Regions from separate parts of the Homo sapiens genome. Here all the other regions are linked to region 5. The links are chromatin contacts, found by Hi-C or POLR2A ChIA-PET in ENCODE. All regions are on one chromosome and are shown on one strand. The core of a region is the stretch at or near the end of the contact, and the rest is flanking DNA. Distances in the headings are between cores, read along the strand shown. Region 1 holds the start of H2BC3 (H2B clustered histone 3). Region 2 holds the start of TRIM38 (tripartite motif containing 38). Region 3 holds the start of H2AC6 (H2A clustered histone 6). Region 4 holds the start of H4C3 (H4 clustered histone 3). Region 5 holds the start of HCG14 (HLA complex group 14). Region 6 holds the start of H4C1 (H4 clustered histone 1). Region 7 holds the start of H2BC5 (H2B clustered histone 5).

Region 1 (3,682 bases), core at 768-3,267, 2.9 Mb after region 5:
CTTCGAAGAGTCCCACCAGGTAGGCCTCACAAGCCTCCTGCAGCGCCATCACCGCAGAGCTCTGGAAACGCAGGTCGGTTTTGAAGTCCTGGGCGATTTCTCGCACCAGGCGCTGGAACGGCAGCTTCCGGATCAGCAGCTCGGTGGACTTCTGGTAGCGACGGATTTCGCGCAAGGCCACGGTGCCCGGGCGGTAGCGATGAGGTTTCTTCACGCCACCGGTGGCCGGAGCGCTCTTACGGGCTGCTTTAGTAGCAAGCTGCTTGCGCGGAGCTTTGCCGCCGGTAGACTTGCGAGCTGTTTGCTTCGTACGAGCCATTTGCAATGAGAGCACACACAAAAGTGTAGTGAACTGAGAGCAAGTGGCCTTTAAATATAGTGAGAAACATTCTGATTGGTCCTGTAATATTTCAAAAGTCCCGCGCGATAAAATCATTGGCTGAAGAGTGACCAGACTGATTGGTTCATTACTAGACAATCTTATTGGATGAGTTGCCCCACCGCCCATCCTGTCCTTTTCGTTTCAGTTATCTGCAGCGACAAATTGTCTAAAATTCTAGTTCATCCAGTCCCAAAGAACAGAGTGTATAACAAGGTATCTAAGGATTTTTAAAATGTAAATTCCGATTCAGTAAGTTTGAGTGGGACTTGAAATTCTGCATTCCTGACAGTCTCGCAAGTTATCAATGCTGGTGAACACTCACTAAACCACCAGAAACGTTCAGACTCATGTCGGGAAATAACGCTTATATTCAGAGAATGAGATTCCATGCTATTTTGTTACTGGCGAACAGCAAGTTTCCTTGCCCTTTGTTTTCTAAGTCCAAGTCACATTCCCACCCTGCCTGTTCTCAAAATGTCTTATTTTGGTTGGCCTTAAGTTTCACTTTGTATACTCTAAAATGTACTTTCTAAAGGAAGGTGTTATTTTCTCGAAACTTAACTTTTTAACACCATTAGGCTAGGGGGGCGGTGGCTCACGCCTGTAATCCCAGCATTTTGGGAGGGCGAGATGGGACGATCACTAGAGGCCAGGAGTTCAAGACAACCCTGGCTAAAATGGTGAAACCCCGTCTCGCATAAAAATACAAAAACTAGCTGGGCGCGGTAGCAGACGCCTGTAATCCCAAGTACACAGGAGGCTGAGGCATGAGAACCGCGTGAAGCGGCGGGGTGGAGGTTGCAGTAAGCCGATATCGCGCCGCTGCACTCCAGCCTGGGTGACAGAACTAGACTGTCTCAAAACAAACCAATCCAAACGAAAAGCAAAAAATACCCTAACAGAAGCAAGTTATCATCCTTTCTTGTGTAACTATGGACGGCTCTGAAAAATGCCGTTTCAAGTGTAAGCTACGTTTTCTGATTTGAGTGTTTACTTGACCTTGGCCTTATCGTGGCTCTGTTATTTTGGCAACAGGACGGCCTGAATATTGGACAGGACGCCTCCCTGAGCAATAGTGACGTTGCCCAGCTGCTTGTTGACCTCCTCGTCGTTTCGGATGGCCAGCTGCAGGTGGCGGGGGATGATGCTGCGGGTCTTGTCACGTATGGCGCTGCCCACCAGTTCTAAGATCTCGGCGGCCAGGTATTGTAAGTACACTGGCGCACCGGCTCCGACCGGCTCAAAATAATTGCCCTTTCGAAAAAGATGACGGACTCTGCCCTATTGGGAACTGCAAGCCCGGTAGCGACGAACAAGTTTTTGCTTTAGCTCCATTTTCCACGTCCGCAAATAGCGACCTATGAAAGCAGCGGAAAACTGTGAAAGACAAGCAAGCTGGAATGGCGCCTGAACAAATCCTTTTATACAAACTGCAAGGCTGCAATAGGAAGCTATCCTATTGGTCAATTATGTTTGGTGCTTTATCCAATAGAAAAAGATAACATAAATTCCATATTTGCATAAACCCCACCCCTCAGTGAAACCGTGTTTCTTTTGTCCAATCAGAAGTGAGGAATCTTAAACCGTCATTTGAATCTCAGGACTATAAATACATGGGCTCTGAACTGTTCTCTGTACTACTCTGTAGTGGAGAGTGTTAGTAGCTTTTCTATTCTGTTTAGGAATAGCAATGCCTGAACCCTCTAAGTCTGCTCCAGCCCCTAAAAAGGGTTCTAAGAAGGCTATCACTAAGGCGCAGAAGAAGGATGGTAAGAAGCGTAAGCGCAGCCGCAAGGAGAGCTATTCTATCTATGTGTACAAGGTTCTGAAGCAGGTCCACCCCGACACCGGCATCTCATCCAAGGCCATGGGGATCATGAATTCCTTCGTCAACGACATCTTCGAGCGCATCGCGGGCGAGGCTTCTCGCCTGGCTCACTACAATAAGCGCTCGACCATCACCTCCAGGGAGATTCAGACGGCTGTGCGCCTGCTGCTGCCTGGGGAGCTGGCTAAGCATGCTGTGTCCGAGGGCACTAAGGCAGTTACCAAGTACACTAGCTCTAAATAAGTGCTTATGTAAGCACTTCCAAACCCAAAGGCTCTTTTCAGAGCCACCTACTTTGTCACAAGGAGAGCTATAACCACAATTTCTTAAGGTGGTGCTGCTGCTATTCTGTTTCAGTTCTAGAGGATCAACTGGAATGTTAGCGAAGACAAGTTTTAGAGCCAAGGTTAACTTGGACGGGGCCGTGCGCGGTGCCTCTTGCCTTTAATCCCGGCAATTTGGGAGGCCGAGGCGGGCGGATCACGAGGTCAGGAGATGGAGACCATCCTGCTTAACACGATGAAACCCCGTCTCTACTAAAAATACAAAATAATTAGCTGGGCGTGATGGTGGGCGCCTGTAGTCCCAGCTACTCGGGAGGCTGAGGCAGGAGAATGGCGTGAACGCGGGAGGCGGAGCTTGCAGTGAGCCGAGATCGCGCCATGGCACTCCAGCCTGGGTGACAGAGCGAGACTCCGTCTCAAAAAAAAAAAAAAAAAAAAATTAAAAAAATATGAAGTTTTGAAGCAGAAATTATTTTGTCGTATGTTCTTTCATAAATTTTTTGCCTGCCTGCCTTCTTCCTTTGTTACAGAACTCCAACACTTACCCAAAGGTAGCTGTTGGGTCAGGGTTTCTGTACTATAGTCCCTTCTGTGGTGGCCAGAAATATGTTACAGGAAAGAGGTCCCCATCCAGACCCCAAGAGAGGGTTCTTGGATCCCGCGCAAGAAAGAGTTCAGGGTGAGTCCGCAGTGCAAAGTAAATGCAAGTTTACTAAGAAAGTAAAGTGGTGAAACGACAACTACTCCATAGACGGAGCAGGACATTCCCGAAAGTAAGAGGAGGAAGGCATCCACCCTAGGTACAATACTTGTATATATGGGGAGATGTGCTCTGCTACAAGTTTGTGATAAAGGATTAATTTTCTTAGTTACTATATTTTGCAAGAATCAACATTATTATCTTTAAACAAAATTAAGAATGCCTTTGTTCTCCAGATATAGGGATATCTGGACACTCCTAAGTCTGAGTCTGTTTAGTAAACATTATTTATTTGTTCCCTTAACCGTAAACATCTAGAAGCTAGGAATGACTGACTTTCTGGGAATGCAGCCCAGAAAGTCTCAGCCTCATTTTCCTAGCCCTCACTCAAAATGGAGTTACTCTGGTTCAAGTAACTCTGACACTTTTCTTCTCTTTTTTTCTTCTTTTTTCCTTCCTTTATTTTTTATTTTTTATTTTTGAAATAA
Region 2 (3,509 bases), core at 1-2,500, 2.9 Mb after region 5:
TGTTCCCTTGGCTCCTACACCATCATGACAATAAAATTTGACTCCACCTCGACCCCCCCCATCCCCCACAAAGAACAACAACCAACACTGGTTAATAAGGTCGGTTGTTTTTTGTTTGTGTTTTTGTTGTTGTTGTTTTTGCTTTCAGGAGCAGAGGTATAATAGGCAAAAGAAAGAGAAAGGAGAATAGTGAATACCTCTTCTGCAGAGAGGGGTGCCTAAGTGGGACTTCCCTGGCTAATAACGTCTTGCTAGAGACCCAACCAGGAGGATAATGGAAGCAATCAAGGCAACCAGAACAACCAGAAGAACCGGTTTATCCTTTTTGTGCCCTCTCCCTAAACTGAGGGAATAAGAATTGGAAAGAAGGCTGCAGAGCAGAGGGTTTGCTCCTGAGGAGCAGTTATTTCTATGGGATCAGAGCTCCTGCAGAACTGGGGAGTTTACTTTTACTATCTCTTCTCCAGGACAGGACCTATCTCAAGAGACATGTTCAGAGTGATTGCAACATAAAGAGTTTGCAGACCCAAGGAGGTAGGGAAGGCAGAAAGAAGATGGGGGAGGCCAGGGATAGGCAACAGAGGAGTGACCAGGAGCGAAAAAGCCTGCCTCTTCTGAGAACCTAGCTGGGCTCTCCCTGTACCCCCGATCCCTCCCCCCCGCCCGCCCCCACACCCCTACTCCTGGGAGCTCCTCTAGGACAGGGGCAGAGTCAGGAGGAAGTTTGAAGAGTGCCTAGAATAAAAAACAGTAATTTAACTACAATTACCGGGTAGGCTGTTTTCCTCTCACAATTTGATCAGTCTCTTGAAGCCACACAGAATTTCTTCTGAAGACGTGTATTCCTTGGCAGGCTATTTCCTCCAGTGATACACCAGGCCCCTCTCTGCTGGGGTCACTGCTCTTCTGGGGAGATGGGGCTCCCCTCCTTCCAAGGCTCCAGGGTTCCTGTCCTGGGCCCCACTCATCTAAGTTCTGAATCTTCTGAGATTTGGTGTAAAGTCTGGTGAAAGAAAGAGCAGGAAAGAGGTGAGAGCTGTAAAACAAAGAAAGTCCTGACCATTTTCAGAGTTGGAGGGGCCCTGCTGTCACGAAATATATTCCCCACCCCACTTGCCATCAGTACACACTCACATATCCACTGAGAAAACCTTAGCCTGGACCTTTTCCGTAACCTTCACTGCTCAGACACTTACATATTCGCTGCTAGTCCCCTCTGTTGCTGCCACTTCCTGGGTCAGGAAGTTAACTCAGACCGGATTAAACTGAGAAGTGAAACTACTGTGGGAGGCGGGGCTCATAAGATTTAGGAGAAAACTAGTGACGTTGTTCATATCATTTGCACTCCGCCTCTCCGGTAAAGGAGGGGGAAACGTAGGAAGAAAATATCCTTCTTTTACAGCAATAAAAAGAAGGAACCAATTAATAACCCTGTAAACTATCATGTGACCCCAACACAGAGTATCTAAAAACAGGAAGCCTGCAGAGGTTCAGTTCACAGACTCTGATTTGAGATCTTTCTACTTTTGCCACCAACTCCCTTGGGAGTCCTTAAGCCTTCCTAGCTGATGTTACTTCTTTTGCTATTTATGGGTTGCTTGTGGTTCTATAACTGCTCTGAAGGGTGTGGTGGAAAAAGGGGTGGTAACAGCAGTAGGACTCATTGGCATCACAAAATTCATCTGAGTCAGCTTTCTATTCTTCTCTGTCCCGTTCTGTGTCTTGTTTTTCTCCTTGCTGTCCTTCTGCAGGACTCAGATCTTCTTCAATAGCGAGGGTCAGCCAGGATAGAAAATGGGAGTCACTAGTGGCCCAGCAGTGAGTGCCCCCAGCTTAGAGCTGTGTGGGATCCCTGGGACCATCACTCTGCTTTGTGCTTTGTGGAGAAAAGGCTGTGGGGTCCAGGGTCAAGTCCTTAATGACTTAGCTCCAGCTTCTCCACTTCAAAATGAAAGGAAAAGTACTATCACCACCCGTTAGAATTATTATTTCATGGGGAAAAAAGATGGATTACTATCTCACAATAAGAGCTTGTCACATTTATAAGTCTCAGGTGTAAGAGGCATTTATGATAACAACATAATAAATGCTGGCTTAAGTAGATGCAGTGGTCCAAGGGAACCAGTAAGGGGAGCTCAGGACACAGGTGGGAGGAGAAATTAAACTTGAATTCTGGGAGCCACTGGCCTGTCTGGGCCCCTGGCCTGCCTGCTGACCCTGATAGCCAATGGAACATGGAGTTTGGCCCAGCTGCAATCCCTCTGGTCCAACTACTCAAAATAAAGGCAAGATTGGGAAACACGTTCCTTTCTTCCTATACCAAGCAGAAGACTCTTCAGCACTGCACCCTCCTGGGTGCTCACAGAGCCTTCTGTTGTTTTGCCACCTACGATTCATCATGCCCTGGCATGATGGTTGCAGACCCCATGCATAGCATGGGACATTCTACTCCTGAGGCAACCAGCACACAGAGAGAGGAGAAAGAATGAGCCCCTGAATCCTTGGTCCCACGATGAGTCCTTGCAGATATCTACAACTTTCATTGTTGTGGATGTGACTCTGTACCCAGGCATGGCTCATTCCAGATCTGTCCTATTGTCAGAGGTGTTCAAACCAGAATGACTCCATTTTGAATGGGGGCTAGGTAAAATAAGGCTGAGACCTACTGGGCTGCATTCCCAGGAAGTTAGGCATTGTAAGTCACAGGATGAAATAGGCAGTTGGCACAAGACACAGGTCATAAAGATCTTGCTGATAAAACAGGTTGCAGTAAAGAAGCTGACCAAAACCCACCAAAATCAAGATGGCAACAAGAGTGGCCTCTAGTCATTCTCATTGCTCATTATACACGAATTATAATGTGTTAGCAAGTTAGAAGGCATTCCCACCAGCTCCATAGTGGTTTATAAATACCATGGCGATGTCAGGAAGCTACCCTATATAGTCTAAAAAGGGGAGGAACGCTTGGTTCTGGGAATTGCCCACATCTTTCCCAGAAAACATATGAATAATCCACTCCTTGTTTAGTACATAATCAAGAAATAACTGTAAGTATCTGTATTAGTCCATTTTCACACTGCTGATCCAGACATACCTGAGACTGAGTAATTTATACCAGGAAAAAATGTTTCATGCTCTTACAGTCCCACGTGTCTGGGGAGACCTCACAACCACAGCAGAAGGCAAGGAGGAGCAAGTCAGGTCTTACATGGATGGCAGCAGGCAAAGAGCTTGTGCAGGGAAATTCCTTTCTATAAAACCATCAGGTCTCATGAAACTTATTGACTATCATGAGAACAGCAGTATAAATTACTCAGGGAAAGACCTGCCCCCATGATTCAATTACCTCCCACCAGGTCCCTCCCACAATATGTGGGAATTTAAGATGAGAGTTAGGTGGGGACACAGCCAAACCATATCAGTATCCTTAGTCCAGAAGCTGATGCTCTGCCTGTAGAGTAGCCGTTCTTTTATTCCTTTACTTTCTTGCTTTCACTTTACTGTGTAGA
Region 3 (3,325 bases), core at 446-2,945, 2.8 Mb after region 5:
GTCTGAACCCGGGAGGCGGAGTTTGTATGCAGTGAGCCGAGATCGCGCCACTGCATTCCAGCTTGGGCAACAGGAGCAAAACTCCGTTTCAAAAAAGCAAGCAAACAAACAAAAAAATGCAGAAACCGAGATCCGGAAGAAAACCTCGGCGAGATTCACAGAATCCAGGAAAATAGGTCTCTAGAAATTTGTCCATGGTCCCAGATCTCCATTTCTTGTGGGTGGGGCAGCTGTTACCAGATCCCTAGAAGCAAAGGTTTTTTTGGGGGACCGTGTCTCACTGTTGCCCAGGCTGGAGGGCAGTGGCACGATCTCGGCTTACTACAACCTCCGCCTCCCAGGCTCAAGCGACTCTCCTGCGTCAGCTTCAAGAGTAGCTGGGATTACAAGGTATGTGCCACCACGCCCAACTTATTTTTTTATTTATTATTTTTATTTAGTAGAGAGGTGTTTCACCATGTTGGCCAGGTTAGTGTCGAAGTCGTGACCTCAGGTGATCAGCCCCCTCGGCCTCCCAAAGTGGTAGGATTAGAGGGGTGAGCAGAAAGCAAAGGTTTTTGAGTGGCCACAGGCCCCACTCTATTTCCTTTTCTGCCTGTAATGGCAACCTAGACGCTTGAGCTTCTTAAAATACAAGAGTAAGTTGCATGTCAGGCACCGTTCTACATTAGGGACATTAGTCTGTTTTACAGACACCTTTCAACTCCCTGGTTAACTTTTAGGTAATATACTCTGCACTTTAGCAGGAATGGGACCTATAACTCTCACAGAATTAGGAAAGTGAGGCTGCCTACAGCCTAAATTGAGAAAAAAATAGACGGGGGACTAGTCGGAGGACCAAACAAGGTTACCAACACGTTAGAGTTTTGCCTTCAATTTACATTTTTAAAGTAATCACAACGAAGTGTTTAGATCACGAGGCATCCCTGCATGTAAACTGTTAGGCACTAACTATGGTCGATCTTACAAAGCATTAACTAGAATATTTCTTTAGAGTATGATAGTACGTAACTGACCTACTATTACATACAAACAGACCAACCTTTAGTAACAGCGCTCCCCAAAAACCGAAAAGCAGTAATACGCTTTGCTCAAGGTTGGCATAAAATTAACTTACCTTAGTGCCTTTTTTCCTTCTACCTACAAGCAGTGAGGTTAGCTCTTCCTTTGAAACGGTAGGGGGGCTCTGAAAAGAGCCTTTGGGTTTGATAGCGTTTCCGGGAGCTCAGATACCTGTCAAATCACTTGCCCTTGGCCTTGTGGTGACTCTCGGTCTTCTTAGGCAGAAGCACGGCCTGGATGTTAGGAAGGACGCCGCCCTGAGCAATGGTCACCCGGCCTAGCAGTTTGTTGAGCTCCTCGTCGTTGCGGATGGCCAGCTGCAAGTGGCGCGGGATGATGCGAGTCTTCTTGTTGTCGCGAGCCGCGTTGCCGGCCAGCTCCAGGATCTCGGCGGTCAGGTACTCTAACACCGCCGCCAGGTACACCGGCGCGCCTGCCCCAACCCGCTCTGCGTAGTTGCCTTTACGGAGCAGGCGGTGCACTCGGCCCACCGGGAACTGGAGACCAGCGCGAGAAGAGCGGGATTTCGCTTTGGCGCGAGCTTTGCCTCCTTGCTTACCACGTCCAGACATTGCAATCAGACAAAAATCACCAAAACCAGCGGCCTAAGCTCACGAGAAAACAAACAAAATCAAGAAATATGTAAAACATGGCCGCTTTTATAGGTAGTTCCTGGGGAGTAAATCCGACTTTTTGATTGGTCGGTAGCAAATGCTAGTCAGATAGCCAATAGAAAAGCTGTACTTTCATACCTCATTTGCATAGCTCTGCCCACGGATGACAACTGTGCAGTTTGTCTTCCAATTAACTAAGAGGTACTCTCCATCCCTCATTAGCATAAAAGCCCTATAAGTAGCAGAAATCCGCTCTTTACTTTCGACACATTTCTGGTGTTTTAAGATGCCTGAGCCAGCCAAGTCTGCTCCCGCCCCGAAGAAGGGCTCCAAGAAGGCAGTGACCAAAGCGCAGAAGAAAGATGGCAAGAAGCGCAAGCGCAGCCGCAAGGAGAGTTACTCTGTGTACGTGTACAAGGTGCTGAAACAGGTCCATCCCGACACTGGCATCTCTTCCAAGGCCATGGGCATCATGAATTCTTTCGTTAACGACATATTTGAGCGCATCGCGGGCGAGGCTTCCCGCCTGGCGCATTACAACAAGCGCTCGACCATCACCTCCAGGGAGATCCAGACGGCCGTGCGCCTGCTGCTTCCCGGAGAGCTGGCCAAGCACGCCGTGTCGGAGGGCACCAAGGCCGTCACCAAGTACACCAGCTCCAAGTAAACATTCCAAGTAAGCGTCTTAACACCTAACCCCAAAGGCTCTTTTAAGAGCCACCCAGATACCCACTAAAAGAGCTGTGGCCAGACGCCAAATTTTATTTGGCGGCGGAGGGGTATTAGAATATAGGAACTGGAGAGGGGTGGGGACAAGTGTTGCAGCTTAGAGAGGGACAAAGGGTCCTGAACCCGAAAGAAGCCAGCCATTAAAAATGGCTTTGGGGTCAATTCGTTGTGCTTAAATTTAAAATGGAGACAAGCGGCCATTTTGCTAACTCGGCGTTCCCGGAAGAAACCGCAGGCTCGCTTAGGTTTCAGACCCAGCTGTCTGTCCCTGTCTACGTCGCCAGGATCAACGGTTGCCGTAATGTCATAATTTCGCCACCAGCTTCTAGCCAATAGGCTGTCCTGTCATTTTAAATATTAACCAATCGAGGGAAAGCTGTTTTGAGACTCTGATTTACATAGCGGACCGGAGTGGGAACCTGGGCAGTAACTGCCTAAGGAAGGACTCCCCCTCTGTTTTCGTGGCGCACACCTTCGTAGTATACTGAAGGGTGTGTCTCCTGGGTTTCCAACTGCCCCGGTAATAGTCTTTTAACCTAATATGCGTCAGTTTTGATAACAACACTAAGGCAGTACAGAACTAAAGATGTAAGCACTGCGCCAGATGTTGCTTCATACATCTTATTCTATTCAACTGGTTTATTCAAGATTCAAATCAAATCAAATTTTGCTTGAATCCCAGTGCTCAGTCAGCCATAAATGGTGTGTTGCCTGATTGAAACTTAAAATCTCCGTAGGGGGCTTGTAACATGCAGACAAGTTTGAAAGTTGCTTTAGGAGAAGCCAACTCTTAACTGCTGGGTAAATTGACAAGCCTTCGAACACTGAACTGAAGGCCAGTAAGGACTAGGCGCTGGGTGGGGGAGAATGAAGAGGAGACGTCATTAAACTTAGCACATACACTGTATCTCCTAGAGGAC
Region 4 (3,327 bases), core at 578-3,077, 2.8 Mb after region 5:
CCTCACTTTTCTGAACTTATTTGTATAGTTTGGCATCTTTTTAAAAATTGTGTCCTATAATGAAAGGTTGTAAACATTATGTTTTAAATTTGTATAGATAAAATCAACCACAGACCTTTCCTTGCTTGGATGTAATTGCCATTGTTTCCCAATGAGTTCGGAATTACTAGGATTGTGCAAAAATATGCCTCACTTGCCTGACATAGCAGAGAGCCATTTTGCCTAAATGCTGTGCCCAGCAATGGACTGTCACCAGATTCTCATCACATACAGTGAGGATGAACAACTAGCCTCTCCCAGCAGCTGGCCGGTCTCTCAATAATATGGGACTCCCTCAAGATGGCTTCCTGCACCTTTGCTCCTCTAGCCTTGTATGTATACAAGGCTAGCATGCCTGGCATACATAAGGTTAAAAACAAAATCAATAAGTTATGGTTCTTCCTCCAGTTCTGGGGATTATTAGACCACTTTTTTGTTTTGTTTTGTTTTGGATGGAGCCTCGCTCTGTCACCCAGGCTAGAGTGCAGTGGCACAATCTCGGTTCACTGCAACCTCTGCCTCCTGGGTTCAAGCAGTTCTCTGGCTCAGCCTCCCACGTAGCTGGGATTACAGGTGCCCGCCACCACGCCCGGCTAATTTTTGTATTTTTAGTAGACGGGGTTTCACCATCTTGGCCAGGCTGGTCTTGAACGCCAGACCTCGTGATCCACCCACCTTGGCCTACCAAACTGCTGGGAATACAGGCGTGAGCCACCGCGCCCGGACTTAGACCACTTTGTTTTGGCCAATAGGACAACAGCCATAGAACCCTCCGCAAATGAGAGCTTGTCCCTAAAGATGCTTTATTTACATAGCTGTGTGCCGCATGAGCCAAAAGGTGATAACCTTTGTTCAACACGCGCCTCCAGCCCTTCGGTTAAGTCCAAAGTACCATTCTTAGAATGCTCTAAAATACATAATTTTTTTTTTTTTTTTTTTTTTTTTTTTTGAGGAGTCTCTCTCTGTCTCCCAGGCTGGAGGGGAGTGGCGCGATCTCGGCTCACTGCAATCTCTGCTTCCGGGCTAGCTGGGCCTACAGGTGCAGACCACCACGCCCGGCTAAGTTTTGTATTTTTTTTGGTAGAGGGGGTTTCACCATTTTGGCCAGGCTGGTCTCGGATTCTTGATCTCAAGTGATACACTAGCTTTGGCCTCCCAAAGTGCTGGGATTACAGTCGTGAGCCACTGCGCCCAGCAAAATGCTTTTTGTGGAGCCAATCACTTTATTAGCGCTTACCTCTCTATGCCTACTTTATGCTTTGAAATTTTGTCACAGTGTGGCCGGTCATGGCAAACACAATTCATTCTTATGCAGGATGTCACGGTTATTTCTGTCATCCAAACTCATTCTCGCAACGCATTTCAGCTCTTTAAACGACTTTGTGAGCGGCCCTGAAAAGGGCCTTTGGGTTTTTTTGTTTTTGTTTTTTGAAGTTCTCAGGAGACCGCGTATTCTTAGATTCAGCCGCCGAAGCCATACAGAGTGCGCCCCTGACGTTTTAGGGCATATACTACATCCATGGCTGTGACAGTTTTGCGCTTGGCGTGCTCCGTATAGGTGACGGCGTCTCGAATAACGTTCTCTAAGAAAACCTTAAGCACACCTCGAGTCTCCTCATAGATAAGACCGGAAATGCGCTTGACGCCACCGCGCCGAGCCAAACGGCGAATAGCCGGTTTTGTAATGCCCTGGATGTTATCCCGGAGCACCTTACGATGGCGCTTAGCACCACCCTTCCCCAAGCCTTTTCCGCCTTTGCCGCGACCAGACATGATTCCTATCGCAGTGGAAGGTATGAACTGAAACAGTTCCTTAAATACAAACTTGGCGGACCTGATTGAAAACAACATGAGTTGGCGCGGTTTTTTTTTTTTTTCAAATTTGGTCACCAAGTGGGTGGAGCAAGAAAAACTGTTTCATTATGGTTCATTGTTTTGATTGGCCAGTGACAGCTTGCTCTTTGTGGGAGTGGAAGGGTGTTTGCAAGTTGAATGCGCTGTATTCCTGTCAGCTTAATGACGCTAAGCATAGCCCCATTCCACATTTCTTTTTATTTCCACTTGCTAACTAATAAATTACGGAATAGTTTATTGGGGAACATACAAATAATGTTTAAAGGAGGTCAGATTTATAGGTCAAGGGATTTACCCTCCCAATCATTTTAATATTTTTATTTAAACCAGGCATTTTGATGGCCTTCTCTGTGCTGGACAAGGTATAAGTTTGGCTATGAAGTTTCACTCCTAAAGACCCTATGTTTTGGGAAGGCAAAAAGGTAGCCAAATAATTGCAAATTAAAACCTCATAAGTGCAAACTTCTTCCTCGTCACTTTCCCTATCTCGATTCAAATATTTGTTGAATGACTCATTTTTCTGCAAAAGTCTGAGAGAGACAGGGAATATAAACTTAAGTCTGGATAATATGTTTTCCCGGGACGCTCTTCCTGGTCTGCTGTGCCTGTTTGCTGTGCCTGAAATTCCAAACACTCTTCCCTTCCCTCCGTTTTTAATCCCCTTTCAACTTGCTACAGCTTTAGAGAAAAGAACATTCGTTTTGTACAGTTGGGGATTAATTGAAGTGTAGGGCTAATACTTGATTAAGGTCATTACAAAATCTACAGGGTCTTCCTCTGGGAGGTTTTTGTGATAAGATTATTGGTGTTAAAATAAGGCTAATCCCCTTGAAAAATAAATAGAATAGCAGAATTGGGTCTGAATGTGGTTTGAAGAAAGGGACTTCTCAATTCAAAATTTTATTCTTAGCTTCCTGCGGGAGCTTTCCAGAATGCCCATAAGATCCACTTTTGTTTAAAAAACAAAAACAACCCCACCCACCACTCTCTGGTTAATAAATGAATTTCTATTGGGAATATTTAGAATGGGGCTGTGGCCTGTGAGAGACATTATATAGTAACCTCAGACTTGCTCACATGAAGAGAAGAAATCCAGGAATGGAGAAAAAAGACCCAGGAAAGGCCAGAATGCTCTACATGTCATATTGTTTGTATCACTTCTGAAATAATTGATTACATTCTTCTGCCCCAAATTGAGTTCTTAGGTTCTTCCACTCACTGTCCACATGCCACAACACAGACCTTATAACTAGAGACTTAGCTAGGAAGAAATGTCAAACATTACAGAGAAAAAATGCAGAGTCTGAGATCATAAGTAAAACTCTGAAATCTCAACATGCCTTTTAATTCATGAAAATAAAAAATATAGCAGCATATGCAATATGACAATTCTCTGAAAACATACATCATGTGAACTACCCTGGAACACATCTC
Region 5 (3,542 bases), core at 168-2,667:
TAAGATTTATGCAAAATATAGTACTTAGCAAGTATATATTCATAATATATTCATTTAGAAAGCAAGTTAGCAAATTATTTACTACACATGACCATTTTTGGAAAATGTATACCATATGAAAGACTAAATATATAAAAATGTTAATAGTTACCTCTGACTAGTGAGATTATGGATGATTTTAATTTTTGACATGTTTGTATGTTCTACAATTTGTGTGTACTTTGCAATTAGAAAAAAATAATTATAGTTAGGGTAAGATTACAGTTGCCATGTTGGGAATCACTTCCTGGACAATTTCCTTCCAATCGAAAGAAAATATACAAATCTCATGTATTGGAGGGAGACTGGGGAACCAGTGTTCACTGTACTTCTCACTACTAATTTTCTCTCTATCAAAAATAGGATATGAAACCAAGGAAGTCTGTGGAAATTAAGATAGAGCCTACTGAAACTCAGTTATTTCTCCATGCAGAAAAGAGACCTAACTTTGCCTTACAAAAAGGAAATTTTTTTTATATTAACAAATACAAAAAGTAAGCTATTAGGACAAAATCTAATTAAAATATCCAACTTTATATTTCCTCTATCTGAACCTCACAGCCCCAAATACAAGAGTTAAGACGGTTGAGTTAAAATGTATTTATTGAACCTCTACCGTGTTTGCCAGGCACTGTTACCTGGACGGCATTGGTCTACACATGTTATTTTAGCGGTGTCGCTGGCCTCTAGGGGCTCTTGTTCTAGTGGGAGGGATGATTTCTGTTTAGTTTCAGGGCTCCATTAAAATTTGTGACCTTGGGGCTTCCCGGCCTGGAGCTCAGATTGCTTGGCGAAGGCTGAGAAACAGAAAAGTGGATCAGGCGATGTGGTGCACTCCCCTTAAAAACTACCGCTGTGTTCCCCGACCTGGCAGTGGTCACTTGGAGCCCATTAATCGGGAACATCCGAGAGCGACAAGGAAGGCCGCGGGCGAGCGCGTCGCTCGCGGAGTTTCCCCGGACCTGGGATCGCCGATCCCTCGGCGCGGACACCAGCCTTGCCCATGTGGTGGTCCCTGTGGAGACCTTCCCAGCCGTTCCCGGCTACCACTTTTAGAGCCCAAGACAAACTTCGACGAGTGGCAAGGCAGTGACAAATGGAACCAAAATAGAGGGGCTAAAAGGGGACCTTCCTATAGAACCGGGGTCTTTTGTTAGGGTTTTGTTTTGTTCCTCACCATCTTCCAAACAATGAAGTCCTGGGGGAGGCTAACCACGATCAAGATTTCAGTAAACATCAGACACTGGAGAGCCGACCCAGCGACCGAAGAAGCAAAAGATCTTCTTTCCTTCCTGAAATCTGGGCAGGCTGGGAGCAAAAAAAAAAAAAAAAAAAACCCGCACACGTTTTTCGAGATGGCGATAACAGTTATAAGGCCCGTAAGAGACTTGATCCAGTTTTATGCAGAAACATTTTCTAGTCCTGCGAACCCTTTTGCTTTTTCAATCCACAAGTGGCTTTCTGCCCTTCTGTTACCAAGCAACCCTGACGTCATCGCGTTTCTGCGTGCGTGCACGACACAGAATCATTGCTTGTTGATCTCTATTTTAGTGCAAAAATCAGGGCTGTTATGCAGTGTGTCAGGATGGCCGAGTGGTCTAAGGCGCCAGACTCAAGCTAAGCTTCCTCCGCGGTGGGGATTCTGGTCTCCAATGGAGGCGTGGGTTCGAATCCCACTTCTGACACATACTTTTCTTTTTCCTCTCCTTACTTTAGAGATATCCTGATCTCAGCAGTAGGCATAAACAATTACCAACGTATATTTTTAAGAATCGGCTTTTAGGTACCGGGCGCGGTGGCTCACGCCTGTAATCCTAGCACTTTGGGAGGCCGAGACGGGTGGATCACGAGGTCAGGAGATCGAGACCATTCTGGCTAACACGGTGAAACCTCGTCTCTACTAAAAATACAAAAAAAATAGCTGGGCGTGGTGGCGGGCGCCTGTAGTCCCAGCTACTCGGGAATGAGGCAGGAGAATGGCGTGAACCCGGGAGGCGGAGCGTGCAGTGAGCCAAGATCGCGCCACTGCACTCCAGCCTGGGGACAGAGCGACACTCCGTCTCAAAAAAAAAAAAAAAAAAAAAGAATTGGCTTTTAAATTTATCTCAAAGGGCTTGTCCAAACTAAAAACATTAAAAGCGGAAGCATCGCGATATTTTTACGAAGCCGCGAGATTTGGGCCAAAAAACGCCTAATTAAAGGCAGAGGTTACTAGCGATTGGTCTCTGTGCTGCAGTGCGAGATAATCCTGATGTCGCGGGATTCGGAACGCAGATAGCTTCCTGCCTCGCCGAGGGAATGGAGAGAAGGGGCTCTGGGCGGGTTCTTTTCCCGCTTCTCGACCAGGCTCACACTCTGTGTCTCAGATCCAAGCCCTCCCCTAGATATTTCCTGGAGCACTTTCCTACCAATCTCACAACGCTGTGGCTCGTGACAGTGCAGTCTCTTTAAAAATCTTACACAGGTCCTCTGCTCTCCTATTTTCAAAACTCATGTAACCAGTTCTCAAAAATGTCTTTCGTAAATTATGCACATTCACACTCGTTTTGGCATCTGATCATTACCGTTTTGTCAGTCAAAATTGAGTACCATTTTAACCATTGAATGAAATATGAAAGCTGTACGTTCCTCTCGCAAATGTAATCACCGTGAAAAATTTATTGTATTTTTTACATTTCTTTTTTCTCTGCATTCGCATATATATATAACATTTTGTTTTTTTTTTTTAACAGAAATGTAGTCATGCTATGACATTTTTCACTTAATATATCTTGGGTTCTTTCCATGTGGAACACTTATTCTTTTCTTTTACAGAAGAAATATTGCTGGCCGGGTGCAGTGGCTCAGGCCTGTAATCCCAGCACTTTGGGAGGCCGAGGCGGGCGGATCACGAGGTCAGGAGATTGAGACCATCTTGGCTAACACAGTGAAACCCCGTCTCTACTAAAAATATTAAAAAATACAAAAAATTAGCCGGGTGTGGTGGTGGGTGCTTGTAGTCCCAGCTACTCGGGAGGCTGAGGTAGAAGAATCGCCTAAACCCGGGAGGCGGAGCTTGCAGTGAGCCCACATTGCCCGCTGCACTCCAGCCTGGGCAACAGAGTGAGACTCCGTCTCAAAAAAAATAATTAATAAATAAATAAATAAATAAATAAATAAATAAATAAATAAAACCCTATGGTAGGCCCGGAGTGGTGGCTCACGCCTGTAATCCCAGCACTTTGGGAGGCCGAGGCAGGTGGATCACTTGAGGTCAGGAGTTCGAGACCAGCCTGGCCAACATGGTGAAACCCTGTCTCTACTAAAAACACAAAAATTAGCTGAGTGTGGTGGCAGATGCCTGTAATCCCAGCTACTCAGGAGGCTGAGGCAGGAAAATCACTTGAACCCGGGAGGTGGAGGTTGCAGTGAGCCAAGATTGCACCACTGCACTCCAGCCTGGGCAACAGAGTGAGACTCTGTCACAGGAAAAAACAAAAAACAAAAAAACAAAAACACAAAAA
Region 6 (3,571 bases), core at 267-2,766, 2.9 Mb after region 5:
CTATAACAATGGTACCAAAAAGAGCACAATGAGAGGCATTTGTGAATATTTACTCAGATGAGAGTAAGATATTTCCCTATCAGCTAACCTGAAGTTCACATCCCTTTTCCAGCTGAGTTCTGAAGCTAGATGTACTTAACTGGAACACATAACTGCATCAGGAACATCCTTTAAAACTATGGCTACCATGGCTTGACTGGACAAACCCCAGGCTTCCAGGTTTAGCACAGGTGGCCCTTCACAGACCAACATTGCCTATGCTACCAACCTCATGTCCTACCACCCTGCTTGCATCATTTCTCTCTCTGCATATATAAAAATATATGTGTATGTATATAATCAGCTTTATTGATATTTAATGTACCACAAAATTTGCCCACTTTAGGTACAGTTCAATGAATTTTACCGTGTTTTCTTAGTTGTACAACCATCATCACAATTTAATTTCGGAATATTTCTATCACCCAAATTTCCATTTCTGCGTAAAGGGGGAAAAAAAAAGGTTAACTGCTGAAGGCCGCGGTAACACTGAAAAAGGTGCCTTTTCTCTCTAAAACAGATTTTAATCTCCCCTGAATTTAGTGTCCTGGGTATTCCAGGAGTCTGAATAGGGTTTCAATTTTCAGGGTCTTTTTAATAGAGTAAAACTGTATTGGTGGCGATAAATTTAGTATTGCTCTCAGTACATGATTGAGGGATACTTAAATGTCTCTGTGATTTTATTTCATAATCGCTAAAAGATGGTTTTTTTTTTTCCTAAAACAGGGTTTTTGTTTTTTCTCAATAAGCTTCTTAGCTTCCCCTCCGGCTCCCTGGCTTGCCTCAGGAAATATTAGCTCATCAGTTCTGATTGGTTGACAGCTACGAATGGCCCTCATTGATTGGGCAGCGCTTCTTTGTCCCTTGGAAACTAATACAAATTTTTAACACTACTTTTTTTCCACTCTTTCTTCAGAGTTGGAATATCGTTGCTCCCCTACCCATATGTAGTGAGTGGAGGGCAAACTTGGAGTTCCCCTAATCTTTCCTTTTTAGGATGTCAGCTCAGTATCATTCATCTTAATTACACATTGAGCTTCTTGACTTAATGGATACAGCTCTTCTTTTGTTTAGTTGGGCGGCCCTGAAAAGGGCCTTTGGTTCAGAAATGCAAGCTGTGGAGAAATCAGCAACCTTAACCGCCAAAGCCATAAAGGGTGCGTCCCTGGCGCTTAAGCGCGTAGACCACGTCCATGGCAGTGACTGTCTTGCGCTTGGCGTGCTCCGTATAGGTGACAGCGTCACGGATCACGTTCTCCAAAAACACCTTGAGCACCCCGCGAGTCTCCTCGTAGATCAGACCAGAGATCCGCTTCACACCGCCACGCCGGGCCAGACGCCGGATGGCCGGCTTGGTGATGCCCTGGATGTTGTCACGCAACACCTTGCGGTGGCGCTTGGCACCCCCCTTACCCAAACCCTTCCCGCCCTTACCACGTCCAGACATGACTTCCCAAGAAGTGAACCAAGAGCAAGTGAGAGAATAGGAAACCGATCTTTATATATCTACGTTACCCCTGCCCCCACCTCCAGCGGACACTGAGACTGAAAAGCGCGCAGGCGGGAAATGTGACGCCTACAGTCCGCTCCTTTAACCCCTCCTCCAAGCCCCAGGAAATGGCGGGAGCAGCGATTGGGGGAGGGTGGGGAGATGAGGGTGGGACCAAGCAGGCTTGACCAATGGCCTTTATTTTCTTAACAGAGCTACAGGCTTTGAGGAACTGGGTTAAGAATTAAATGTAAACCCATTCTGACTCCAGAATTATTTTAAGTCGAACTTTTTTTTTAACCGAATCTCTCTGTCGCCCAGACTGGAGTACATTAGAGCCATCTCGATTCACTGAAACCTCTGCCTCTCAGGTTCAAGTGTTTCTCCTGCCTCAGCCTTCAGAGTGTAGCTGGGATTACAAGCGCTCGCCGTCGCGCCCGGCGTGTTTTTGTATTTTTCGTAGAGACGGGATTCGGCCATGTTGGCCAGGCTGATCCCGAACTCCTGATTTCTGGTAATCCGCCCGCCTCAGCCTCTCAAAGTGCTTGAATTACAGGCGTGAGTCACCGCGACCGGCCGAAATCGATTGGTTTTGAAGCCTTCAGTAGCATTAAAACGAAAAGTGCTCCCAATGCATTCCCTTTTGTCTTAAATTGGTTTCTTACAGCTACTTTACTTGAAAAGGTGGTGGCTCTGAAAAGAGCCTTTGCTTGGACCGTCAGAGAGACCACAGTAATCACGCCCTCTCTCCGCGGATGCGGCGGGCGAGCTGGATGTCCTTGGGCATGATAGTGACGCGCTTGGCGTGGATGGCGCACAGGTTAGTGTCCTCAAATAGCCCTACCAAGTAGGCCTCGCACGCCTCCTGCAGAGCCATCACAGCGGAGCTCTGGAAACGCAGGTCTGTTTTAAAGTCCTGCGCAATCTCGCGCACCAGGCGCTGGAAAGGTAGTTTACGAATAAGCAGTTCAGTGGACTTCTGATAACGGCGGATCTCGCGCAGAGCCACGGTGCCCGGCCGGTAGCGGTGGGGCTTTTTCACGCCGCCGGTGGCCGGAGCGCTTTTGCGGGCTGCCTTAGTGGCCAACTGTTTGCGTGGCGCCTTGCCACCAGTAGACTTCCGAGCAGTTTGCTTAGTGCGAGCCATGACGGAAAAACAGCACAGCGGAACACCCAACACTAGCGCAAATACGCCCATGAGCTGCTCTATTTATAGTGTGTAAAGTGCAGTGATTGGATGATAGAAGACGCTAAATATGACGTTACACACTCTGATTGGTCTATCTTTAAGCCAGCAACAATCGTGCAGTTTCACCGGCTACTATATTCTATTCCAACTCTACAGATGATTATTTAAGTGGTATTTTATTACTACTATTATTTTATTTTACTTTTGCTTTGTTCCCCAAGCTGGTCTTAAACTTGGGCTCAAAGGATCTTCCCGCCTCAGCATCCAGAGTAGCTGGGATTACAGGGGAGCCCCACTGCGCCGGCTTGGACTTTAATTTTTTAAACTTGTCCTCTTCTACATCTGGTTTTCATAACCTGAAGGCTGTGTTTATTTTCCATAAAACAAGGCATTGATTCCAAAGGTATTATAATTCCCCAATTCCGTATAACCTTCAGCTCTTTAGGAAAAAAAAAAAAAAAAAAAAAAAGAGGGAATACTGCTCACCTCCTCTCCGGAAATGTACCCTTTACGGGAATTTCTGAAACCTTTCACAAGAATTGGATTCCTTTGTAATGCTTTAATTGACTTAGGAGTGTTATTGAAATCTACAAAGCATCTCAAACATAGTAGGATTACACTATTACTCAGAAACATTTTCTATGAGACGTCTTTCTCTTGATTATGCTCTTTGAATCCTAAACTTGCAGCGTTCTGCAGCTTTTGTTTTCTAAAGCCTAGGTGTACTCTGCCAGTCACAAAATGGCGTTTCTCCAGCACTGCCGCCAGGTACCACCAGCTGGGAGTTGTTCCTCTTGCGGAGCAGGAGGTGGACTTGGCCCAAGAGAAACTGGATAGTGGTTCGCAAGGAACAT
Region 7 (3,805 bases), core at 1,268-3,767, 2.7 Mb after region 5:
CCTCAACTTCCCAAAGTGCTGGGATTACAGGCATGAACCACCGTGCCTGGCCTCAAGTCTGTATCTTGTTAATTCTCCCTTTTCATTTCCATTGTCTGTTGCTTTTTTTTTTTTTTTTTTTTTTCAGAGACAGGATCTCAAACTTTTGGCCTCAAGCAATCCTCCAGCCTCAGCCTCCCGAAGTGCTGGGATTACAGGCATTAGCCACCACGCCCAGCTCCCATTGTCTGTTGCTTTTGTTTTCATTAGTCATACTTCTAGTTTCATGATGTTTAATTTAGATTGTGAAGCTCCTTGTGCATTTTTGGGGGGATATTTTAGCTGTGGCAATTTGTTGAGGTGTAAAATGAAGCTTCTTTTCCAGAGATGACTTGTATTTGTTTCTACCGGGTGCTCAGGGGCACAAAACCAGCCTGGGATATGCCTAAATTAAATTCTCAGCTTGGGTGTTTGAATCCCTATGGTATGAATGCCAGGAACAAGTAAGCATCGATGGCTTGTAGTCCAAGCCTTAGCAGTAGAATCTACACTGCTCAGAACCCAACTTCGGAGCTGACTTTTTTATTTGCATTCATCTGTGATGGGTTTGTATGTGTGGTTCATCCTTCTACTCTTGAGATGACAGATTTAGGTCTGGTGTCTCACCTTCACCTAAGAAGATATATCAGGCTCTATACCCTGGTCAGTTTCCACGGGTTGAGTAAAAGCCAGCTGTAGTGCTTGGGGTTTAACATGGGCCAAGTCCCTGGCTCTGAGTTTACTTTCTTAGACCCTCTTTCTTACTTTTAAGAATTTAGAAAATATTACTCAGGCTTTTATTTATCCGTCCAAGTACCACGCTTGCCATGTTATGGAAAATGTATCCCATAATCCATCATTTCGTGTTTGTTTATGAGGGCATGAGGACAAACTTCTAAATTCATTCCTCTTTTAGACAATGATCATCCATCCATCACTTAAATTCTCCCTCTCAGCCAACATTTGACTCCAAACCTAGCCTCATCCATCTCACATTTTTCACGTCTCAAGTATTTGTTCCTTTCCTTCTGGCCACTCCCTCCTAGTTCCCTCCCGACTCTTTTCCGAGATTCTTTTTCTCCCGCAATCATCCATTCCCCAGCAGTGAAAACCTTTTGTCATCATCCTACCTTGTGCAGCAGAAGCTACATCCTGCCAGAAGGAGGTTTTCTTTCCCTTTCTACCTCCTCCAGTCCTCCGTACTCAGGGGCATCTAGGAAAGGATAAATTGTACTGCAAAGGGGGCTTCAGTCCTGCGATAACTATTGCCTACGTGCAGTCAGGCACCTTAATGATTGACTATTTGGTTTCTGCCGTTACCCGGAGGACTTTTAACCTGAAAGCTGCCAAAAAAAAAAAAAAAAAAAAAAAAAAAAACCTATAAATTAAATGACTTTCAGAAAAAGACGGTTTAGCAAAAGAATTTTAAGGTGTCTCAGAAGCTGCTTCTTTTTCCTGCACCTCAGCGCCTAGGATCCGCCTTTCCCTGCCCCACTCGCTTAAGAGCTTCAGACAGAAACTGGCCCAATTACAAAACAAATCAGAAACCTTTGTAATAGTTCCGTGTTCAGCTCACATTGTCTTCAGCCTTTACTTGCAGTTATTACATATCTGCATGGTAAAAATTTTACAAGAAAATGGGCGGGGGTGGTGGTGGAGAAAGCTCCAAACATAAGGAAGTTGTCAAGAGCGTGCACTTTCGTGCTCAGGGCGGGCCGTCACCACACCGAGTCCCGGATCAACATCACGATCAACTTGGAAATCTGCACACGGAAACCAAAGAGCTGTACATTTACAATACTTTCAGTTTATGCTAGTGTTATGTGATACTAAATGAGCTAACGATCTAATACGTACCCATAGCACTCAATTTCTAGTACCTATTGTTATTCCCTGTAACTTCCAAGTTATTTCCTCTGCAGTACTAACGTAACATTAAAGATTGGTACTGTGGTGCTAAGTCCAATAACCCCCCTTTTGAATGAAATGATTACAACTCATTTATTGAAAACATGCGTGGCTCTTAAAAGAGCCTTTGGGATTAGGTGTAAAGATGCTTACTTGGCAAAGTTACTTGGAACTGGTGTACTTGGTGACGGCCTTGGTGCCCTCCGACACGGCGTGCTTGGCCAGCTCCCCCGGAAGCAGCAGGCGCACGGCCGTCTGGATCTCCCTGGAGGTGATGGTCGAGCGCTTGTTGTAATGCGCCAGGCGGGAAGCCTCGCCTGCGATGCGCTCGAAGATGTCGTTGACGAAGGAATTCATGATCCCCATTGCCTTGGAAGAGATGCCGGTGTCGGGATGGACCTGCTTCAGCACCTTGTACACATACACTGAATAGCTCTCCTTGCGGCTGCGCTTGCGCTTCTTCCCGTCCTTCTTCTGAGCCTTAGTCACCGCCTTCTTGGAGCCCTTCTTTGGGGCAGGAGCAGACTTGGTAGGTTCAGGCATCGTAGCGTTAATAGTTAGAACACTGTTGCAAACACCTGAGAAAATAATCACTCCCGCCGAGGCCCTGTTCATTTATAGATGCGGTATTCAAATGAGGTTAATCAGATTTCGTTTATGATTGGATTAATTTTAGAGTGTCGTCACAAATGCCAATGTAAACGACACTTAAAAGTCTACCTTTTCATTGGCTATTTCGTTCCTTTACTTGTACCCAATGAGAAAGCCCAGACCAGACTACCCGAGGCTACTATAAATAGGCCTCTTTAGGCAAGACAGCTGTGCACTTCGCTTGGAGCAGTTGGTTTTTGAGATCCGACTTTTTTAACATTGTGGTGTCAGAACTTACACCGAAAGATACTTAACAGATTAGGAGAACTCACATTCCTTTCTTCCTTTAACAAAGTATGGGACTCGTTGCATACAGAAGCCGTGCTAATTGGGACATCCCCCCCCCCCAAGTCTGTCAGTTTTACGTTTCGGCAAGTCCTTAATCCATCCAAATGCCACATTTAAGGACCAAGTATTTTTCTGCAGTGTCGGTTTCTAATTTTCAGTTATGTGGCAGTAGTCTCCCCAAGCACTTGAAATGTAGCCCTTCGGAAATAATGTCAGTACTATGCCACTTGTCCTAAGACGTACTCCTCTGAAGTCCCTCACTGCCTGCCATACTCGATAGGGATAACCAGTAGGCTTGTAACCAGCACAGAAACTGATACACTGTGCCGTGTTTGGAACTCGGAAAAACCCAGCTTAGAAACCCGGGAAAATCCCAACATTTTTTTTCCCATGCTATCTGGAGGCCAGGGCCTGCTAAAAGTGCAAAGCACAAGGGAGGCCCAAATGGGTTCAACTCCGACACTCGAGAACGCAAAATCGAGATGACGCCACTGCACTCCGGCTTGGGCGACGCGACGCCTTAGTCAAAAATAGCTCCGGAGACACACAAAATCCCACTCCTCTCCCCGACTTTGTTCCCGGGAGACCCGCCCCTGCTTAGCAGCGTTTTCCCGAGCCACGCCCCCTAATAGTGCAACAGCTCTTTTACTGAGAGCGGTGGGTGGCTCTGAAAAGAGCCTTTGGGTTGTGTTGGGCTTCTAAGCAGTTGGCCAAAGGAACTTTCTACTTTTTCTTGGCTGCCGCCTTCTTTGGCTTGGCTGCCTTGGGCTTGGCGGTCTTTGGTTTAGCCGCCTTGGGTTTAACTGCTTTGGCCTTCGCTGGGCTCTTGGGCGCCTTTTTTGGCTTGGCTGCTTTCGCCTTTTTCGGGCTTTTCGCTTTTTTGGCTCCAGCAGCTGCAGCCGGCTTCTTCGCCTTCTTTGGGGTCTTCTTGGCGCTCTTC

What was found. A loop is a pair of places that touch in the nucleus more often than their neighbours do. ChIA-PET counts read pairs that join two places held with the same protein, here RNA polymerase II (POLR2A). Pooled maps may share reads with other maps.
Region 1: a loop to region 5 is called in a pooled map, with 4 times the contacts of the local background. The contact joins the promoter of H2BC3 here to the promoter of HCG14 in region 5. A Hi-C loop is called at or near these places in 2 of 168 maps with a recorded cell type or tissue (naive thymus-derived CD4-positive, alpha-beta T cell and vagina) and 5 of 50 pooled maps. POLR2A ChIA-PET finds 5 or more read pairs at or near these places in 5 of 52 experiments (CD4-positive, alpha-beta T cell, Panc1, activated B cell and 2 more).
Region 2: a loop to region 5 is called in a pooled map, with 6 times the contacts of the local background. The contact joins the promoter of TRIM38 here to the promoter of HCG14 in region 5. A Hi-C loop is called at or near these places in 1 of 37 single-sample maps with no recorded cell type and 7 of 50 pooled maps. POLR2A ChIA-PET finds 5 or more read pairs at or near these places in 1 of 52 experiments (A549).
Region 3: a loop to region 5 is called in a map of gastrocnemius medialis, with 3 times the contacts of the local background. The contact joins the promoter of H2AC6 here to the promoter of HCG14 in region 5. A Hi-C loop is called at or near these places in 1 of 168 maps with a recorded cell type or tissue (gastrocnemius medialis) and 4 of 50 pooled maps. POLR2A ChIA-PET finds 5 or more read pairs at or near these places in 7 of 52 experiments (B cell, CD4-positive, alpha-beta T cell, CD4-positive, alpha-beta memory T cell and 4 more).
Region 4: a loop to region 5 is called in a pooled map, with 2.4 times the contacts of the local background. The contact joins the promoter of H4C3 here to the promoter of HCG14 in region 5. A Hi-C loop is called at or near these places in 1 of 50 pooled maps. POLR2A ChIA-PET finds 5 or more read pairs at or near these places in 3 of 52 experiments (Panc1, T-cell and activated T-cell).
Region 6: a map of B cell shows a loop between it and region 5 (4-fold over the local background). The contact joins the promoter of H4C1 here to the promoter of HCG14 in region 5. A Hi-C loop is called at or near these places in 5 of 168 maps with a recorded cell type or tissue (B cell, CD4-positive, alpha-beta memory T cell, naive thymus-derived CD4-positive, alpha-beta T cell and 1 more), 1 of 37 single-sample maps with no recorded cell type and 12 of 50 pooled maps. POLR2A ChIA-PET finds 5 or more read pairs at or near these places in 9 of 52 experiments (B cell, CD4-positive, alpha-beta T cell, CD4-positive, alpha-beta memory T cell and 6 more).
Region 7: a pooled map shows a loop between it and region 5 (4-fold over the local background). The contact joins the promoter of H2BC5 here to the promoter of HCG14 in region 5. A Hi-C loop is called at or near these places in 7 of 50 pooled maps. POLR2A ChIA-PET finds 5 or more read pairs at or near these places in 9 of 52 experiments (B cell, CD4-positive, alpha-beta T cell, CD8-positive, alpha-beta T cell and 5 more).

What each region holds. Positions count from the first base shown.
Region 1 is chr6:26,042,048-26,045,729 of GRCh38, reverse strand. H2BC3 (H2B clustered histone 3) reads left to right here and starts at 2,017. Exons shown (of 1, transcript NM_021062.3): 1 at 2,017-2,503. The coding sequence starts at 2,073. The coding sequence ends at 2,453. H3C3 (H3 clustered histone 3) reads right to left here and starts at 346. Exons shown (of 1, transcript NM_003531.3): 1 at 1-346. The coding sequence starts at 319. It also overlaps the pseudogene H2AC5P. RefSeq lists enhancers at 1-303, 1,534-1,773.
Region 2 is chr6:25,960,543-25,964,051 of GRCh38, reverse strand. TRIM38 (tripartite motif containing 38) reads right to left here and starts at 1,250. Exons shown (of 8, transcript NM_006355.5): 1 at 1,197-1,250; 2 at 770-1,003.
Region 3 is chr6:26,122,542-26,125,866 of GRCh38, reverse strand. It overlaps H2AC6 (H2A clustered histone 6), which reads right to left and starts at 1,695. Exons shown (of 1, transcript NM_003512.4): 1 at 1,177-1,695. The coding sequence starts at 1,634. The coding sequence ends at 1,242. H2BC4 (H2B clustered histone 4) reads left to right here and starts at 1,941. Exons shown (of 1, transcript NM_003526.3): 1 at 1,941-2,400. The coding sequence starts at 1,963. The coding sequence ends at 2,343. RefSeq lists enhancers at 489-578, 1,319-1,528, 1,619-1,758, 1,093-1,778, 586-1,785 and 4 more and a silencer at 1,792-2,157.
Region 4 is chr6:26,102,433-26,105,759 of GRCh38, reverse strand. H4C3 (H4 clustered histone 3) reads right to left here and starts at 1,827. Exons shown (of 1, transcript NM_003542.4): 1 at 1,423-1,827. The coding sequence starts at 1,812. The coding sequence ends at 1,501. RefSeq lists enhancers at 1,465-2,155, 2,180-2,289.
Region 5 is chr6:28,894,405-28,897,946 of GRCh38, reverse strand. It overlaps HCG14 (HLA complex group 14), which reads right to left and starts at 1,417. Exons shown (of 2, transcript NR_104117.1): 1 at 1,217-1,417; 2 at 627-836. It overlaps TRL-CAA1-1 (tRNA-Leu (anticodon CAA) 1-1), which reads left to right and starts at 1,619; the gene lies at 1,619-1,724. RefSeq lists enhancers at 1,105-1,740, 2,376-3,012 and a silencer at 2,151-2,314.
Region 6 is chr6:26,019,594-26,023,164 of GRCh38, reverse strand. It overlaps H4C1 (H4 clustered histone 1), which reads right to left and starts at 1,516. Exons shown (of 1, transcript NM_003538.4): 1 at 1,115-1,516. The coding sequence starts at 1,486. The coding sequence ends at 1,175. It overlaps H3C1 (H3 clustered histone 1), which reads right to left and starts at 2,714. Exons shown (of 1, transcript NM_003529.3): 1 at 2,207-2,714. The coding sequence starts at 2,675. The coding sequence ends at 2,265. RefSeq lists enhancers at 922-1,151, 1,302-1,531, 753-1,568, 1,872-1,921, 1,952-2,051 and 2 more.
Region 7 is chr6:26,156,834-26,160,638 of GRCh38, reverse strand. H2BC5 (H2B clustered histone 5) reads right to left here and starts at 2,517. Exons shown (of 1, transcript NM_021063.4): 1 at 2,032-2,517. The coding sequence starts at 2,469. The coding sequence ends at 2,089. It overlaps H1-4 (H1.4 linker histone, cluster member), which reads right to left. Exons shown (of 1, transcript NM_005321.3): 1 at 3,524-3,805. The coding sequence ends at 3,589. H2BC6-AS1 (H2BC6 antisense RNA 1) reads left to right here. Exons shown (of 3, transcript NR_186648.1): 3 at 1-365. RefSeq lists enhancers at 1-68, 2,137-2,186, 2,326-3,077 and silencers at 844-1,138, 3,467-3,516.